Regions from separate parts of the Homo sapiens genome. Here region 1 is linked to region 2. A link is a loop called in an ENCODE intact Hi-C map of the cell type or tissue named here. Cell type or tissue: PC-3. All regions are shown on one strand. Each heading gives the region's core, and the rest is flanking DNA. Links, peaks and the distances in the headings are about the cores only.

Evidence for each region. Hi-C counts contacts between places; a loop is a spot of excess contacts. Peaks named below come from ENCODE experiments on the same cell type or tissue, not always from the same donor. Only the 100,000 strongest peaks of a DNase experiment are listed, where the experiment ranks them.
Region 1: a loop joins it to region 2, with 4 times the contacts of the local background. A loop is called at or near these places in 2 of 110 quality-filtered maps.

What each region holds. Positions count from the first base shown.
Region 1 is chr3:70,262,210-70,266,614 of GRCh38, forward strand. The region is part of intron 2 of MDFIC2 (MyoD family inhibitor domain containing 2); the gene reads right to left. It also overlaps a transcript of SAMMSON not described here. Among named protein-coding and RNA genes, the nearest start is that of MDFIC2, 48 kb to the right of the region's middle. RefSeq lists an enhancer at 2,249-2,543. In PC-3, for the core only: no CTCF peak of the experiment used is centred there; a DNase peak (open chromatin) is centred at 2,392; H3K27ac peaks cover 3,408 bases.
Region 2 is chr3:70,118,502-70,122,906 of GRCh38, forward strand. It overlaps a transcript of SAMMSON not described here. Among named protein-coding and RNA genes, the nearest start is that of SAMMSON, 120 kb to the left of the region's middle. RefSeq lists an enhancer at 1,945-2,164. In PC-3, for the core only: CTCF peaks have their summits at 2,056 (motif pointing right) and 2,255; a DNase peak (open chromatin) is centred at 2,080; H3K4me3 peaks cover 276 bases.

The sequences.
Region 1 (4,405 bases), core at 271-4,270, 140 kb after region 2:
AAAGGATGAAAATGCATGAATAATTATACCAATAACGTGAGACTGAAAACAGGCAGTGAAGCTTCAAACAAAATTTAACTCTGAGTTTCCAAGGAGCCAACGCAAAATAGAAAATGATGCATTGCTGAGCCTCACCATCTGATAACATAAGTTTTAATGAGAAAAATATAACGGACAATAACTTCAATCAGTGTTCTTTAAAAGATGCGGATGCATTCTTAATAAGACTGTAGAAATGAAATAAGACCAGTTATAGTAAATGCAGAGCTCTTCAGTGTTTATTATGGGGATGGCTTGGGGGCTCTGGAATGCCGTTTCATGTGGGCCTTATTTACTGTCATAATAAAGGAATTTTGAAGTTATTTCCAAATGAAGTTGCATGTAATATTATATTACAGAAATATTCTGCTAGGTTCAAAGCAAGCAGTCATTGACTCTCAAATTTTACACTTGTGTCACATAACAGGGTTGGCGCATGCACCATGCTTGCCTTGCTTGGGGTTATTGGAGATTCCGGGATCTGTAAGTTTATAGTTTTCATCAAATTTGGAAGATCTTTAGTTGTTATTTCTTCAAATATTTTTCCATGTTCCATCTCTCTCCTCTCCTTCAAAACTATGTTAGATGACCTGATATTGTCCCACAGGTCAATAAGGTTGGGTTTTATTTCTCCCAATATTTTTGTCTCTGTGTTTTGCTTTGGATAGTTTCTGTTGCTACATTTTCATATTCACTGCTCTTCCTATCTGTATTGTCTAACCTGCTGTTAATACTATCCAGGGAAATTTTAATTTTAGGTATTGCATTTCTCTAAAAATTTTATTTCATTTATTTCTAGGTAATTCATCTCTCTCTTTATGTTTGTCTTTCCTCTATATCTTTGAGCATATAGGACAGATTTATAATAGTTGTTTTGATACCCTGACTATAAACTCTATATTTGTCATTAATGGTTCTGTTTTTAACCAACTGATTTTTCCTTCTGGTTATGGATCATATTTTCCTGCTTCTTCTTTCTTCAGTAATTTTTACTGTATGCTGGGTATTATAAATTTTATGTTATCGAGTGCTGGTTTTTAAAAAAATATTCTTTTAAGTGTATTTGACTTTGTTCTAGTGACAATTGTGATCAATATAGTTCTTTTTAATTTTATTTTAAAACTCTTTTAGGGTAGGTCTATAGGAATAATTACTCTAGAGCTAATTTAGCTTTTCTAAGGTGTGATCCTTCTGCAGTTGTGACCCTGAATGCTCCCATACTCACAGATGTTTCTCCTCTTGGGCTGTTGGGAATTCAAGTAATTTTCAGCCCTGAAAGATCTCTGGAAAATGTTTGGTTGACAGATCTCTAGTAGTTGTTCTTTCCCAGAAAGTTTGTCATGCCTAGCCTCATAGGGTTTCACTTCACACATGTAGATGGTATTCAGCAAAAGACTCAAGGGAGCCCTACGCAAATTTATAAAATATTTATCTACCGAGCTCCCTTCTCTTGGGTTCTCTGCCCTATAAATTTCTATCCTCTCTGCCTCCCCAAATTTCAATTTGTCTTTCCTTCATCTCAGTAACACTGTCTGGCTCCATCTGGGTTCCCGTTGCTATATCACAGTCCAGAAATTACTCCTAGGCAGAAGGTCTGGGCGATGGTGGAACTCACTTTGTTTCCTTTCTCTCGGGGTTCACAGTCCTGCAATTGCTGTTGTCCAATATCTCAAATGGTTGTTGAATACATTATTTCTAGTTCTTTAGGTGTCAACAGCAGAAGGATGATTCAGGCTCTCCTACTCTGTCATGACTGGAAGCAGTTAACTTTACTATGAATTATCATTATGTTATAAATTCTGTAATCATCTTGTGTCTAGCACAATCACTTTGCATTTAATATTTTTCCAGAAAGGATTACTTTTTAAATGATTACAAAATATATATGTTTAAAATGTAGCATATGTTTTGCATTTATTCATTTTAAAATATATACAGATGGTGTAAATAAAAATGGCAATGGCAATGACTTGAACATCTCTTGACCTCTCTTGACCTTAAAAAGGCCTTCGTGTTATCTGCTGTCTCTCTAGTTAAGTATACTTTTGCAATTTGCCACAATGCAGGCCTTTATCACGTTTACATATTTAGAAATCTGCTCTTGTTTAGTCTTCTAAGAGTGGATTTATTTTTAGAGGGCAAACACAGCAACAGGGCTTATCCAATGACTGTCTAAGAACTGAATATCGGCTTGCTAATTAACAGATCACAAGGATCAATGTGCCTGAGTCCACATGACCAGCATATTCTCTCCCTGTTAGAGAATAACCATGAGAATTTATTGGTGAGCATGGACTTTGAACAAAGTGAGTTGGGTGAGTCAAACAGTTGCTGGCATCAGGCCATATACTAAGTCACTCATCTCATCAACAAATGTTTACTGAGCACTGAAAGTATGCCATTTACTTTGCTAAAGACTCACTTTGCTAAACACAGTGAACATGGCAGATGCAGTCCCATAATAACAGAATTCTTGGACAAATATTAAACAGGGAATAATAGCAGTGTGATGAATCTCATGATAGGGAAAATACAGGGAGCTATGGAAACTCTTGGGTGTGTGTGTAGGGACATCGGGGATGTATTAGTCTGTTCTCACACTGCTAATAAAGACATACCATAGACTGGGTAATTTATACAGGAAAGACGATTAATTGACTCATAGTTCCACATGGCTGGGGATGCCTCACAATCATGGTGGAAGGTGAATGAGGAGCAAAGTCACATCTTACATGGTGGCAGCAAGAGAGCATGTGCAGGGGAACTCCCCTTTATAAAACCATCAGATATCGTGAGACTTATTCACTATCACAAGAACAGCGCAGGAAAGACCTGCCCCCATGATTCAATTACCTCTCACTGGGTCCCTCCCATGACATGTGGGAATTATGGGAGCTACAATTCAAGATTGGGTGGGGACACAGCCAAACCATATCAGGGGGAGAATGTAAAGTAGGCTAGTGTTCATGTAAGTCTCTCTGGATAAATCATATTTAAGTTGAGATATAGGGGATTGAAAGGAAGTATTCAGGTGAAGAAGGGAGAAAAAACTAACCTAGTGAGATATTCTCCCAAGTGTGATATTCTTTTCACTAATGGAATGCAAGAGCAGGAAAGGCATCAATTTTGGAGCAAAGGTAAAGGAAGATGGAGATTGCAGAGAAGGCAGGAAATCTCTTGATTTTAGGATTTGATGACCACCACCCCAACCCACCCCACCCTGCTCCATGCTACCTCCATACTCCCTGCACACACACACTAACACACAAGTTCATGAGCGAACCTTCCCAGCCATCTCAGGACTTTTAGGGTGGGGTTGCATTATCAAGGTGCTTCATTAATATTTTTTCAAACTGACTGGCAAAGGTAAGCAGATAAGGGACATTTTCTCCATGTGCTTTGCACCTTACCAAATGTATTAGTCCATTCTCACACTGCTGTAAAGAACTGCCTGAGAATGGGCAATTTACAAAGAAAAAAGGTTTAATTGACTCACAGTTCAGCATGGCTGGGGAAGCCTCAGGAAACTTATAATCATGATGGGAGGCACCTCTTCACAGGGTGGCAGGAGAGAGAATGAGTGCCAGCCGGGGAAATGCCAGACACTTATAAAACCATCAGATCTCATGAGACTCACTCCCTGTCACGAGAACGGCATGGGGGAAGCCATATCCATGATCCAGTTACCTCCACCTGGTCTCCCCCTTGACACGTGTAAATTATGGAGCTTACAATTCAACATGAGATTTAGGTTGAGACACAAAGCCTAATCATATCACCAAAAAAGTTTGCTTATTCAGAAAAGAGAATGAGAAATCTCTTTGTCTTTTGAGCCAAGTTTATTGAACCAGTCTCTCACACTATTTTGGCTATTATATCTTTTTCTTCAGTTTAGTAGCCTTAAGCAGAATGTTGCTTTATTAAAAATATTTACAAACATTTATGTTTTTTTATTGAAGGAGGAACTTATTTTCAGCTTTGTATTTTTGTGAGTTGATGTGACCTATTATGACTTATATTTAATTATGTACTTCTAATGTCAAATTTTTAATTCATATAGCTCAACACTGTTTTGATTAAACTGTAATCGTTATTAAATATAAACATTTTGGGGCAACTGTAACTGCTTCACTTCTCTACTTATCATAGAGATATATATTTTTAAATTATATTATTATTTATTTATTTAGAGACAGGGTCTCATTTCTGTCACCCAGGCTGGAGAGTAGTGGCACAATCATGGCTCACTGCAGCCTGCATCTCCTAGGCTCAAGTGATCCAGAGTCCTGCCTCAGCCTCCCGAGTAGCTGGGACTACAGGCACACACCACCACACAAGGGTGAATTTTTTTATTTTTAATTTTTTT
Region 2 (4,405 bases), core at 333-4,332:
CAGGTCAAATAATTCTGTGGAAATCTGAATACTGAATTATATTTTGATTAAAAGGAGCATGGGAAAGGCTCTGAGAAGCCCTGCATTCTGTTCTGTAAAACAGAAATCTGTTCTGCATTGTTCAATGTCCCACCTCTCAAACTGATTTAACCATGGCACCCCGAGCCCTTTTTTAGCATCCAACATCTACTTGCTTCCTTTCAAACTAATGTTGTGGGGACCCTGCTGTGGTAAATATGTCTCAGTTAAACAACCTTTGTGAGGTAGCTGTTACCCCTATTTTACAGGTGAAGAAACTGAGGCTCAGAAGTTAAGTAACCTGCCCAAAGACATACTACTCTTAAGTGATATAGCTAAGATGTGAAGCCTCAAGTCTGAAGCCTATCCTATAATCTGGCAATGTGACCAGAAAATATGAGGAGATAGATTTGTTTGAATATATGGACCATTTCCAGCTACACTTAGCAACTTTATCTGTTCTGCTTTTCTGTGCACTCTTTCCTAGATTTCTTTTCTCCTCGTGTTCATGTCATTGGGGTTTTGTAAGAAAACTACTCTTATTTATTTATTATTATTTTTTTTGAGACGGAGTTTCGCTCTTGTTACCCAAGCTGGAGTGCCATGGCGTGATGTCGGCTCACTGCAACGTCCACCTCTTGGGTTCAAGCAATTCTCCTACCTCAGCCTCCTGAGTAGCTGGGATTACAGGCGCCCGCCACCACACCTGGCTAATTTTTATATTTTTAGTAGAGACAGGGTTTCACCATGCTAGCCAGGCTGCTCTCGAACTCCTGACCTCAGGTGATCCACCTGCCTTGGTCTCCCAAAGTGCTGGGATTACAGGCGTGAGCCACTGCCCCCTGACCGCTACTCTTATTACATACAGTATATTTACTTAGAAAACGGTAATTGAATTCCATGTAATACAGTAATTAGGACTGGGCTGAAATAGCACATAGAACAGAAAATTTTATAATAAATATATAATGGCACAGAGGAAAGAAAAACATGTACATTACCTCAAAGCTGGGAATGACATTCAGGAAAATATTGTGAGTCCATTGAGCAACATGAAATGCAGGAATCCACTTTCCTGGACAGACCATTTAAGCAAATTTCAGAAATATTCAAAAGCTTCAATTTTATATGTAATATTAAAATAAAGGTTATATCAAGAAAAATGTTTAAATACATTAAAAGATTCCTCATAGTGAGAAAAAATGTTTTTAATTTGTGTGTAAACACATTATCTATGTATATATCTTTATTCTCTATATATACATGTGCATTTTTGTGGTAAGAAAGCATGCACATGAATATACAAATATGCATATATATGTAACTAATACAAACAACCTTGTATTTGAATTGTTAAAATATCCATTTTGGTTATTTTAAATGTAATAGAATTTTAGATTCCTTTAATAAATGCCCAGTGGATAGATTTATTATTATTATTATTTTTAATTTCCTGCATCAGATCTAGGTCTTTGATAAATACCACAGACAACCCCAGAACTGTAGGATGGGCTTGACAGTTCTTCAATAAAGGGCTGTGTGGTTTTTTTTGTCAGTGTCTTCCTTCCAGTGACAGCTGCTTTGTTCTTTTCTAGTCAGATTTTCTAGTTAACACATCAAAAGTGTATCTGTGTACATGAAGTACGAAGAAAACAGTTCAAAGAGGTAAGAGATTCACTTTTAACTCTTCACCACATTTTCCCCACACTTGTCACGAGAGACACTTCATATGGGGGCTTTGGAATAAGGTGAGGAGTTCAGAATGGAACCCAGGGATGTATGGCATTTGGTGATTAGCATTTTAGAAGGCGAGTCGGTCAGCCAGTGCTCTGAGAGAACCCCAAATTAGCGAGAGCTAATCTAGGATGAAGAATTTGATTTTTTTCAGGACAGTCAAGCCCATGCATTTGATTGGATGCAGGTTTTTACATTCAATTCACGTCAAAGTTTGGTTTCTTCTCGCCATACCATGATGGCCCGCCATGATGACAGAAGCTGCCTGCTTCACGCATGTACTCTGGAGTGTTGCTCTCACCTCTGCCAGCAGGAGGAGCTCTTGCACTCATGTGAGAACTGAAGTCAGCCATGCCTCCATGCTCAAGCAAATGTCCTTGGAGGTGACACTCCAAGATTGTTTTTGACTGAGGCGACTAAACCTGAATTGGCAGTGAAATATTAAAAACGCAGGAGAGTATCCTCTAGCACCTAGTCTTCTCTTGAAGCTCTCTCAAGTGTCTGCTGAGTCAGGGATGCACTGAAGCAATGATCATATAGAGCAGTGATCCCCAACCTTTCTGGCACCAGGGACTAGTTTTATGAAAGACAATTTTTCCACGGACTGGAGGTGTGGGGGGATGGTTTCGGGATGATTCAAGCGCATTACATTTATTGTGCAATTCATTTCTATTATTACATCGTAATACATAATGAAATAATTATGCAACTCACCATTATGTAGAATCAGAGGGTACTCTGAGCTTGTTTTCCTGCAACTAAATGGTAAGCCGTATCTGGGGGTCATGAGAGACAGTGACAGATCATCAGGCATTAGATTCTCACAAGGAGCACGCAATCTAGATTCCTTGCATGTGCAGTTCACAATAGGGTTCGCGCTCCTATAAGAATCTAACGCCACTGCTGATCCGACAGGAGGCGGAGCTCAGGTGGTGATGTGAGCCATGGGGAGCAGCTGTAAACACAGATGAAGCTCCACTTGCCAGCTCACCTCCTGCTGTGCAGCCCTGTTCCTAACAGGCCACAGATCAGTACTGGTCCCTGGCCCGAGGGTTGGGGACCCCTGCTGTAGAATGCAGCCTTTCATCTCCTCCTCTCAGTCATACCTAGCATAAGCCCTGAGTAGGAGGATGTCTAGAAAGAACTCTCCATCAGTTGAAATGGGCCCATACTGTACTGTATCGTGTGTATGTTTGTAGTGTACCAAGCAAGGCAAAAAAAAATACACATTTACTTTAAAGAATTTTTACATTTGATCTTTTAACAAAGCATCAGAAGAGTCATCATGAGAAAAATAAAGACTTTCTTGGACTTTCTTCAGCTTCCTTTATAGTCGAGCATGGTTTTAAAATTTGAATTATGTAAGCTTTTCAGTAACTTGGGGCTTTGAAAGTCTTAAGCCGGCCCAAGCAAAAGCCAATACACACAGCAAACAAACAAAATAGTGCTGAATTTCCTGAGCGTCCACTGTGTTTCTGGTGCTGGTGCTGCCTTAGGCGTGAAGGAGACAGGACAGTGACAGGGCAGGGACAAAGACTGGTGGCCGACTGCCTGGAGTCAGCCGAGTCAGCTACGTAGCTTAACTACTTTAAGCTTGCATTCTCCCATTTGAAAGTGTGGATTCTAAGGATCCCCCCTGCACAATGTTGTTGTGTTTGAAGCGGGGTGTTACTTGGCACAGTCCAGGCACTTGGTATGAATCTCGTAAGAGACTCAGAGGGACACCACCATTGACCAGGGTCTCGACAGACCTGGGATATAATAACAAGTATCGATTTGGTGCCAAAAATTATCCTATTATACTGTTTGTGTGGGACATTTACTTTGGAATTAATAATAAGAGGTAAAAAGTATTAGTCATTGAGGATTTTATTTTCACTAATACTATGCAGTCTATAATCAGGAATGTGATGGTCTTTATAATTTTATCTCTTTCCTATTAATTTTCCTTTTTTGTAAGACAAAATTTCTCTCTGTCACCCAGGCCGGAGTGTAGTGGTGTGAGCCTGGCTCACTGCAGCCTTTACCTCCTGGGCTCAAGCAATCCTCCTACCTCAGCCTCTTGAGTAGCTGGGACTACAGGCGTGTCCACTAAGCCCAGCTAATTATTATATATTTTCTTTGTGTGTGTGGAGACGGGGTTTGGGGTTTTACCATGTTGCCCAGGCTGGTCTCAAACTCCTGGGCTCCAGCAATCCACCTGCTCGCCCTCCCAAATTGTTAGGATTACAGGCCTATGCCATTGCACTCAGCCCAATTTTCAATTATTAAAGAACATAAAGAATATAGATATGCTTATTAACAAATGTAAAATAACATTATGAACGTTTAAAACAGTAATAATTTAACATTAACTGTCAATAAGAAAACAAATAGTGAAAAAAACATGTTTTTTATTCAAGATGAAAAGCTGTGAAACAGAAGATTTTTCTCTATTTCAGGCATGTATTCCTTAAATTGTTTCTAGAATAGATAACTTTTGAAAGATTAGTTTTCTAGGTCTCAAAATAGGATTGTTTTGCAAAATAAGTTTTTTATCCTATAGCATAACTTTTGCATGTACTGTAATTAATAGCAATGCTTTTCAATTTTTAAATTGTCTGCCAAATTTTTCCAACCTTACTGTTCTCGAATGTCTTCTCCAATATTTTCT